2 separate regions of the Homo sapiens genome follow, and region 1 is linked to region 2. A link is a loop called in an ENCODE intact Hi-C map of the cell type or tissue named here. Cell type or tissue: Calu3. All regions are shown on one strand. Links, peaks and the distances in the headings refer to the core of each region. The heading gives the core; the rest is flanking DNA. Region 1 holds the start of MAGI1-IT1 (MAGI1 intronic transcript 1). Region 2 holds the start of LOC107986095 (a long non-coding RNA gene).

Evidence for each region. A loop is a pair of places that touch in the nucleus more often than their neighbours do. Peaks named below come from ENCODE experiments on the same cell type or tissue, not always from the same donor. Only the 100,000 strongest peaks of a DNase experiment are listed, where the experiment ranks them.
Region 1: it touches region 2 in a loop (5-fold over the local background); 2 of 110 quality-filtered maps call a loop at or near these places.

The regions. Positions count from the first base shown.
Region 1 is chr3:65,951,416-65,955,812 of GRCh38, forward strand. All of the region lies in intron 1 of MAGI1 (membrane associated guanylate kinase, WW and PDZ domain containing 1), which reads right to left. It overlaps MAGI1-IT1 (MAGI1 intronic transcript 1), which reads right to left and starts at 3,143. Exons shown (of 3, transcript NR_145422.1): 1 at 3,025-3,143. In Calu3, for the core only: no CTCF peak of the experiment used is centred there; DNase peaks (open chromatin) are centred at 1,086, 2,146 and 3,066.
Region 2 is chr3:66,193,808-66,198,204 of GRCh38, forward strand. It overlaps LOC107986095 (a long non-coding RNA gene), which reads right to left and starts at 1,688. Exons shown (of 3, transcript XR_007095953.1): 1 at 1,432-1,688. It also overlaps a transcript of SLC25A26 not described here. In Calu3, for the core only: no CTCF peak of the experiment used is centred there; a DNase peak (open chromatin) is centred at 1,774.

The sequences.
Region 1 (4,397 bases), core at 331-4,330, 240 kb before region 2:
ACGTAAAAACAGATCAAATGTTTCCAATGAAACTGTTGCATCGAAATGGAGATATACTCTGAAGTATAAATTACGCATCTGATTCAAAGACAGTATGAAAAACACGTCAAATATCTCACAAGTAACTTTTATTATTGACTACCTGTTGAAATATTATTTTAAATATATCTAATTGAATAAAATGTATTATTAAAATTAATTTCACTTCTTTTTTACTCTTTTTAAAGTAGCTACCAGACAATTTTAAATTACAAGTGGTTCGCATTATATTTCTATTGGACAGAACAGCTCTAGAGATTCCAATCAGCTTAAGCCTTCAACTTTAAAACTCCTTAATCATTTTTACGCATGGAGTTCTTTGGCAGTCTGGTGATGACTATTATTACCTCAGAATAATGTTTATAAATGAATAAAATATGTAAGAGTCCAAAGGAACCTAATTATACTGAACTGTAGTGAGCAAAATATTCTTAAATAATCATGCTTTTTCTTAAGGCACTGAAGAACAATAAATAAATAATGGTGAATCTATTAGCTACTGTAGTGATAAGAGTAAATGAGATTGCAATGTGATATTAAAATATCTGAGATTCCTACTGACGACAAAGTCATAAGTATTGCTTCTGTCACTGTGGTTTGTTGCCTACATTCATAATTCAAGGAAATGCTCAAATTCAGTTAGGGGTTAGTGAAAGTGTAGATAGATAACTCTTAGCCCACCCAAATTTGCAGATCCCCTATTTCTCTGACAGACTTTTTGGGGACCCGTGGATTCCAAGGTTAAGAATGCTGTTTTAATGCCTGATGAATCTGTGTGTCTGTTTGTCAAAGATGACCCCCATCCTTAGGATGTAATTTTGCCTTGGCTCATTCCTGTCAATTTGGTGTTCATGACTCATAATTCCTGTTTTTGACCACAACTAAACCAATATTAGAAGGAAGTGCTTGCACTTGTTTTTTTCCGATACTTTTGCTCTGCAAAGGGAACAGGAAGAACAGCAAGGAGTGTATATTTAAAAGAAAAGAGCACCTTAACTACGTACCAAAACACAATTCTTTTGATCTAATGATTAATTTGTGTGTGTTAGAATATTTACCAACCAGAAAGACCACATAAGGCCGGGCACGGTGGCTCGCGCCTGTAATCCCAACACTTTGGGAGGCCGAGGCGGGTGGATCACGAGATCAGGAGATCAAGATCATCCTGGCTAAAACAGTAAAACCCCATCTCTACTAAAGATACAAAAAATTAGCCAAGCGTGGTGGCGGGCGCCTGTAGTCCCAGCTACTCGGGAGGCTGAGGCAGGAGAATGGCGTGAACCCAGGAGGTGGAGCTTGCAGTGAGCCAAGATCATGCCACTGCACTCCAGCCTCGGCGACAGAGCGAGACTTCATCTCAAAAACAAACAAACAACAACAAAAAGCCACATAAATATCACTGGCACTTCATATAATTAACTGTACAAAGTATTTCCTGTTGTTTGTCTTGACAAACACTTTCATAACACTTACCATGTGCAGATACTGTTCTAAGGACTACAAATACTAACTCTGCAATCCCTAATACAACCTATGAGTCAAGTACTATTATTATCCCCCTTTTACAGATGAGACAACTGAGGCTCAGGGAAAGGTTAAGTAATTTGCCCAAGGTCACAGAATTGGAATTCCAACAGAGAGCAGCTGCCTATGGTGTTCTCAAAGGGAGGGCAATGCCAAACGAAAACAAGCAACAAGACTCTACTCATTGCAAGTGAGCAAAGGTTCTGATCAAATCTTCATTCTTGCTTCCAAATCACTTGCTGAAAAATTAAAACTAGATAAGTAAGGACAGCTGCCTTTATACCTTCTGGCCTATTCACAGGCAGATTTCCAGACGAAACCAAAGGCCTTCATGAGGAAAAACAAAGCTCCTCAGTCTCAGGGCAGCTAATGCTGGGCCTGGCATTTTTTCCACTCTTATCTAAAATATGCTACAGGAGAATCTAGGCCCAGTGATAAGCCAGGTTTCAACTTCACCTCCCCAGCCTGAGAGCGATTACACACATACTTGGGATTTAACCAGCAAGAGAAGGACACGGAAACCTGGGTCCCTCCGAGCCCAGTTTCTGTTGACACTGTTGCCAGGGCTGAGCCAATTGCACCAGTGTCAAGAGCTCCACAGGGAGGTTTCAGCAGGGAAACCAGCCCTACAGGTGTATCCAGGGAGGCAGGTGTACAAGGCCACATTCTTTCCTCCACTGAACAAATCAAGGTTTGTCTCCCTGCTGTGCGGGGCTCACAGGGCCAGATAAATCTCTCTCAGACAACAACCTCAGCACAGAAACAGTGTAGCTTGCTGCCACTCTGTAGCACCGAAAGTAAAATGCCAACCACTGAAAGAGAGAAGCAGATAATGTTACAATAACATTTATCTAGAAAGGCAATGTTCGTTAGGTAAAATTTAACTATGGCAAAAATCTTTAGGACAGATAGACTCAATAAATGTTTGTGGAACTGAAAACCTAGTGCTACCTTTTAAAAGGTTTCTTGGACTAATTTAAAAGCTTCATTTGGCTGTGTGAACTGGCATTCCCTTTCTAAAATGATAGAGTCCCAGTGGTAGCTATAATGTTAAATAAAATGACTTCATTTCCTCCAGAGGAATATTTTTACCCCAACCCCCCATACTCCGGCACTCAACTACTCAAGACTCCAACATCAGGGGGCAAAAAGTCAGGCCTATTAGGCCTGGATCGTTCTCAGATTAACAACCTTGGGGGAATAATCCTATAAGAAAATATTTTCAAGATTTTGGGTAATAACATTTTTGGGCCAGATGAAATTTGTTAGAGTTTGCACTTCTGTTTCTAAAAACCTCTGAAGCCATTTGTTTCCCACAGTTTTTTTCAGAAGCTATTTTGTGGGAAAGAAAGCCAGGGCCTAGGCAGCAGGCCAGCTAGAACGGGGTTGCTCTGAAAGAAAGCCAGCCCCGGCAAGCAGGAGCGACATGGGCAGCGCTTGCCAAGGTGGTTAATTTTTTACCTGGGTAGAGCCATAGGCACTGACATAGAAAATGTCTGTGACACGGCGGATCCGGAAACAGGCAAGATGCACAGGCAGTGGAGTGTCTGACCCCAGGTTTGTTGCTACAAATTACAAAGGAAGTTATGCCAAACTGAAATAGTTATCTACAGAGAGAAGGAGGAGGGGCGGGGTGTGTTGTCAGGCGGCACGGCGGGGAAATGGCAGTGCTGCGACAGAGGACCTCGACTCTGGACTACACAGCCTCGCACTCCAATCTCAGTTCTGCCACTTGTTGCTGGAGGAATCTTAAGTCAAGTTTCTTAAACACTCTCTGCCTCAGTTTCTTCACCTATAAACCACAGGCCCCAACCCCCAGGGCTGCTGGGATATATACCAAGCAGGTACTCAGAACAGTGCCTGGCACTGAGGAAGTGCCAGGTAAGGGCAGCTGTTGCTATTTGTGCAAATTCTGACATTTGTCATTCTGAACATAACCCTCATAACAAAAGAGGTACAACTGTTACCTCCACTGAGAGATGAAAGAATTGAGACTTAGAAAAATGAAGGAATTTGCTCAAAATCATGCAGTTAGCAAAAGACTACCTGTTTGTGAAATCAGAGCCCAGCAGTTTTAACCTCTCTCATCTGGTCTTTCTTCCCTTACTTAACTTCCCGAAAGAGAGAGACAGAGACAGAAAGAGAGAATGAGAGATGGGGAGAAACACAGAGACAGGGAGGAGGGGGGAAGCGAAGAAAACACGTTAGAGGTAAATAACTTTTTAAGCTAATAAAAAATAACCTTGGCCAGGTGTGGTGGCTGACGCCTGTAATCCCAAAACTTTGGGAGGCCAAAGCAGGAGGATCACTTGAGCCCAGCAGTTCAGGGCCAGCCTGGACAACACTGCCTCTTAAAACTAAATAAATAAATAAACGTAATTAATTGCAAATGAAATTCCACCAGGCCAAACTCTCAGTGGCTACATAGTAAGTGGTTACACCTCTCCTAGCCTCCTAGACCAGTTGCACCTTGATTCTAGCTGAGTTTCACTAAGCAGGGCAAATGAAGCAGGAGAAGGCTCGGAGGGAACCCACCTGAAATGAAGCTCAGCTGTCTTTGAAGAGTCTATCTATTCTAAGGCTCAGGAGTGGTGGCATGATGAATATCGCTGCTAGGAGAAGAAATGCAAAACCATATAACATTTTTGCCTTTCCATCCTTGAAATGCCTTACAATTTCCCTTGGAAAAAAAAAATTGTCTTGTAATTCTTATTTTTCTTTACTTCACTTTTTCATTTCCAGAACTGCTATGGTTCTGGCTGAAGTATCAGAATGACAACCATGGATCTTCTACAATGCCACCATCAGTCTCTCAGCAATTGTAGCAAAGGGAA
Region 2 (4,397 bases), core at 125-4,124:
ACAAACAATATTAACCTAGATAAACAGTCCTATCATCACACGGACAAGAAAAGTCTTGGAGAAATTCAGAGAGGCTGTTCCTAACTGTCAGAAACAAGTCTCTAATTCAATTTAGGATGATCATTAGATGATCACCAGGATGGTCAACTGAGCGTGCCTCAACACTTGAAAATGGAGCTTAACGAAAATTCTTCATGATGTAACCATAAAGGAACGATAAGTTGACAACAATATTAGACCAACACTGGTGGCTTAATTTTAGATGTAGCTGCCAAGGATGTGTTTGAAAATGTGTCTTATCTGCCAGTGACACATCCTGATAAACTGCCAAGGTGGGCTCATGGACAGGAATCAAAGCCTCTATGCCCCTTTAAATACCTCCAAATGGACTTCATACAAATACCTTTTACAATGAATTATAAATATGTTTTGCTCATTGTGTATTTATTCTCAGGGTGGACTGAAGTTTTTCCTTGCTGGAAAGCTATTCCATGCTGGGTTGGGGGTTGAAAGGGTTCAGGGGATGGCTTGGTTTTGTTTTCCCACCTGGGGAATTCCCATTTATCTCTCCAATGACAGAGGTGCTCATTTTACTAGAACTGCACTGAAGTACTTTTACACAGAAACTTCACTGTCCTTATCATCTGTAGTCCTCAAGATGAACAGAGAGAACGAATGGAATTTTATAACTAAAATTAGCAAAGCTCTCAAAACCTCTTAAACTCCCATGGCAGAAAGCATTACTATTAGCTTTCATATCTAAAATCAACCCTCTCTAGGGTCCTTATTCTGCAAGGATGAAAACTCTTTTTTTGAGACGGAGTTACGCTCTTGTCGCCCAGGCTGGAGTGCAATGGCACGATCTCGGCTCATCGCAACCTCCGCGCCCGTTCAAGTGATTCTCCTGAGTCAGCCTCCCGCATAGCTGGGATTACAGGCATGCGCCACCACGCCCAGCTAATTTTGTATTTTTAGTAGAGACGGGGTTTCTTCGTGTTGGCCAGGCTGGTCTCGGACTCCCGACCCCAGGTGATCCGCCCTCCTCGGCCTCCCAAAGTGCTGGGATTACAGGCGTGAGACACCGCGCCGGGCCCAAAACTTGCTTAAAGGAACGGGTGGTTGGACCCTGTGGTCTACCTGGGGTCCCCACCCAGCCACTCACCCACTCCTCCCCTTGGTGGGGAAGGGAGGGAGGTGAAACAGAGCTGTCTGCCCACCCCAATCCCACCTCCTTTACCAGTGACCCAGTCACGGATTTCAAGTTTAATGCACCCGGAATCCTGCAATTTAGTTCTTTTGGCATAAGTCACCTTCCCACTGCTCCCCAACGCATGCTCGCAATTATGCTGTACTGCCACTCTTGGCAAAGTTTTCAGAGAGTAGCCTCCGCCCCATACCCCCTACCCAGAATCTGCAGTGGGCAGGACTCACCGTTGCTAGGAAACACCCGCTGTAATCCCTTTGACCCTGTCCTGTGCTGATCTTTGGGGGAAAAGCCCCCTGCCCAACTATTGAGCATGCACAGACTATTCCAGGTGCAGCTGCTGCCAAATTGCTGTTCTCCAGGAACCCGCGGTAGGGAGCCATCCGCAGCCCCGGGAGTGCCTGCTGCAACGGCCTGACAAGGATTAGGGATTAACGGGGAGATCTGCTGCATCCTCTTCTTTCCTCAGTAGGAAGAACGACACAGGAGGCAGGGTTGGAGGCTCAGCTAAAAACCAGATTCCCACCACCTGTTCCTTCAAGCAAGTGCGCTTGCGCCGGGCAGGCCCTCGGGCTAGCGTCTGGCTGATGGGTGGTGCTGCCGAGCGAGGAGCGCACGCGCTCGGCGTCTCCATCTTCTGGTTGTGTGGTCCGTATTTTAGGGGTGTATTACAGTAGGTGCCGGCATTTTAAAATATGAACAAATAAAATTAGGTCAACACTATCCAAAGGAGTCTCAAAAGAATGGTTGAAGAATATGCAAAAAGCATTGAGAATTAACAGAATAATTTGGTGACAAAAGAAACCTCTATTGATCTGGGGATAAAAATATTTGGTAAATTTACATGGAAGACCTAAATTCTAATTATTCACTTGGCAAATTATTTATGTAACAAATTGTAGTAAAGGAACTATTGATATTGCTTGTCCGCCTTTTGGCTAAGATCAAGCGTAGGAGCTATTGATATACATTTATTTGTATGAATTTAGGCAGACACACGTGTACAAACATAAAAATAGGTTTCTGACTATTGAAAATACATTTATCCTCTGCATAGACTTTTATCTCTGCAATCTTTATACTCAGTTTAATCAATATCTACATTAATTACTATCTTTAAGTAAGTAATCAGTCTGTTTTTTTTCTCTAGACATAAGGAAAACCCAGGGGACAGAAAGTTTAAAACCATCCAACTTATTTGTTCATAAGAATTTATCTTCCAGTATTTTAAAATTTTGAAAAGGCAAAAACAAGGGATCCAGCCCTGGTCATGCTGACTTCGCAGCTTCTGTGCGTATCTATGCACTCAACTTGTCAGTGTCCTTGTGTCAAAGACCCCCTAGGCACATACCTGAGATGAATAAATTGGGCTTATTATGGCTTGCATTGGGGGAGAATGCACACCACTGGGAACTACAGGGTGTCTCAGTAAAAAGGCGTCAGAAAGTACCTGTTATAGAATGTAATCTTTTGTTGGGTGACTTGGGGAAGGGTCTAAGGAAGTGAGGGTTTTGCTCTAGATTTGGTATTGTTAGAAAGTGGAGCTAATTCTAGATTAGCTATTTTGTGGATATACAACACATTATTAAATAATAAAGTGTTTAACTATAGCCTTAAAATAGAATTTATCAGTATATTAAATAAAACAATCTATATCAAATTAAATTATTATGTGAATTAACTGCAATAACTTTAAAAAAACTAATAAGAAATCAATTAGAAACTCTTTCTGTAATTCTTATACCCTATATAATCAACCATCTACATTAATTATTATCTTGAATTAATCAGCCTTTTCTTTCTTTTTCTGTAGACATAAGAGACACCTAGAGGACAGAAAGTTAAAAACCATCTGGGTCATTTTTTAATAAGCATTATCTTATATTAATTAAAAGTTTTGAGAAGGCAAATACAAGCATATATGTATTATCATCCAAGGCATATTTTGTTAATTCACTGATAATTTAATAAATAAGGGTCAGTTAAAATATGGCTTATATGTGGTCTTTTGTATATTTTTTTATTTTAGTAAGAATGCGCCTTTGAAAGTAGTATGTTTTGCTGTCCTTATGTTTATGTCAGTTTACTCTAAAAAGCAATAAGAAGTTTCATTTGAGAGTAATGTGTAAGAAGGCTGAGCTGGTTTGCCCCAATATGAATTTTTTTCAATATTACTTCTGTTTGCCAACCTAAACTCAGATATATATATATACATTGTGTACCTGACCTTACACAATGAGTATCGGTCAGATTCAGGGTGAAGGTCAGTGTCAGAGTCTGTATGAGGATAGGCATCAGGGACATAGTGACGGATAAGTTCAGGGTAAGGGTGAGTGTCAAGGTTGGGTCATGGTGAAATTCAGAGTAAGTTTCAATATAAGGATCAGCATCAAGTGGAGTGTTACAATGAAAGGATCAGGATAAGTCTCAGGCTCAGCTTCAAGGTCAGATCAACATCAGGTGAGGGTCAGTATCAACATTAGAAAAGATCAGGGATGGGGTCAGGGTCAGGGTTAGGTTAAGGATAAGGATGAGGATTGAAATAATTGTCAGGCTAAGTAAGCAAGGGTCAAGGTCAATGTGAGAATAGGATGAGTGGTAATGTCAAATGCAGGGTGAACTTGAGTGTCTGGTTTAGAGAAAGAGTAGGAATTAGGGGTCAGAGGTGGGTGAGTTTGCGTGTCAGGTTCATGGTCAGAAGTAAAGTCAGTGTGAGGCTGAAGGTCAAGGTCAGAGTCAGGTGCAAGACAGGGTTATTGTGAGATGAGAGGGAGATTCTGAGTCAGTATATGTGTAAGGGTAAGGCTCACAGTTATAAAAATGGTGAATCTGACAATAAAATTCAGGGAGAAAATCAGGGTTAGATTCAGGGTAAAGTCAGCTCAGAGTCAGCATGAGGATCAGAGGAAGGGCCAAGGACAAGTGATGGTCATAGACAGGATCAGGGTCAGAGAGCATCAGGATAAGCATAAGGATAAGGTTAAGGGTGAGTGTATATGTCAGAGAAAGTGTCAGCTTGATAGTCAGGGTCAGCGTCAGGCTGACGGTCAAGGTCAGCCAGCATCATGGTGAAGGTCAGAGTGAAGGTTAGGGTCAGGAAAAGTCCAGAGTCAAGTGCAGGATTAGGGTCAGTGTAAGAGTATTATCTGGGTCAGAGTCAGCTTCAGGATCACTGTCTAGGTCAGGGTGTTTT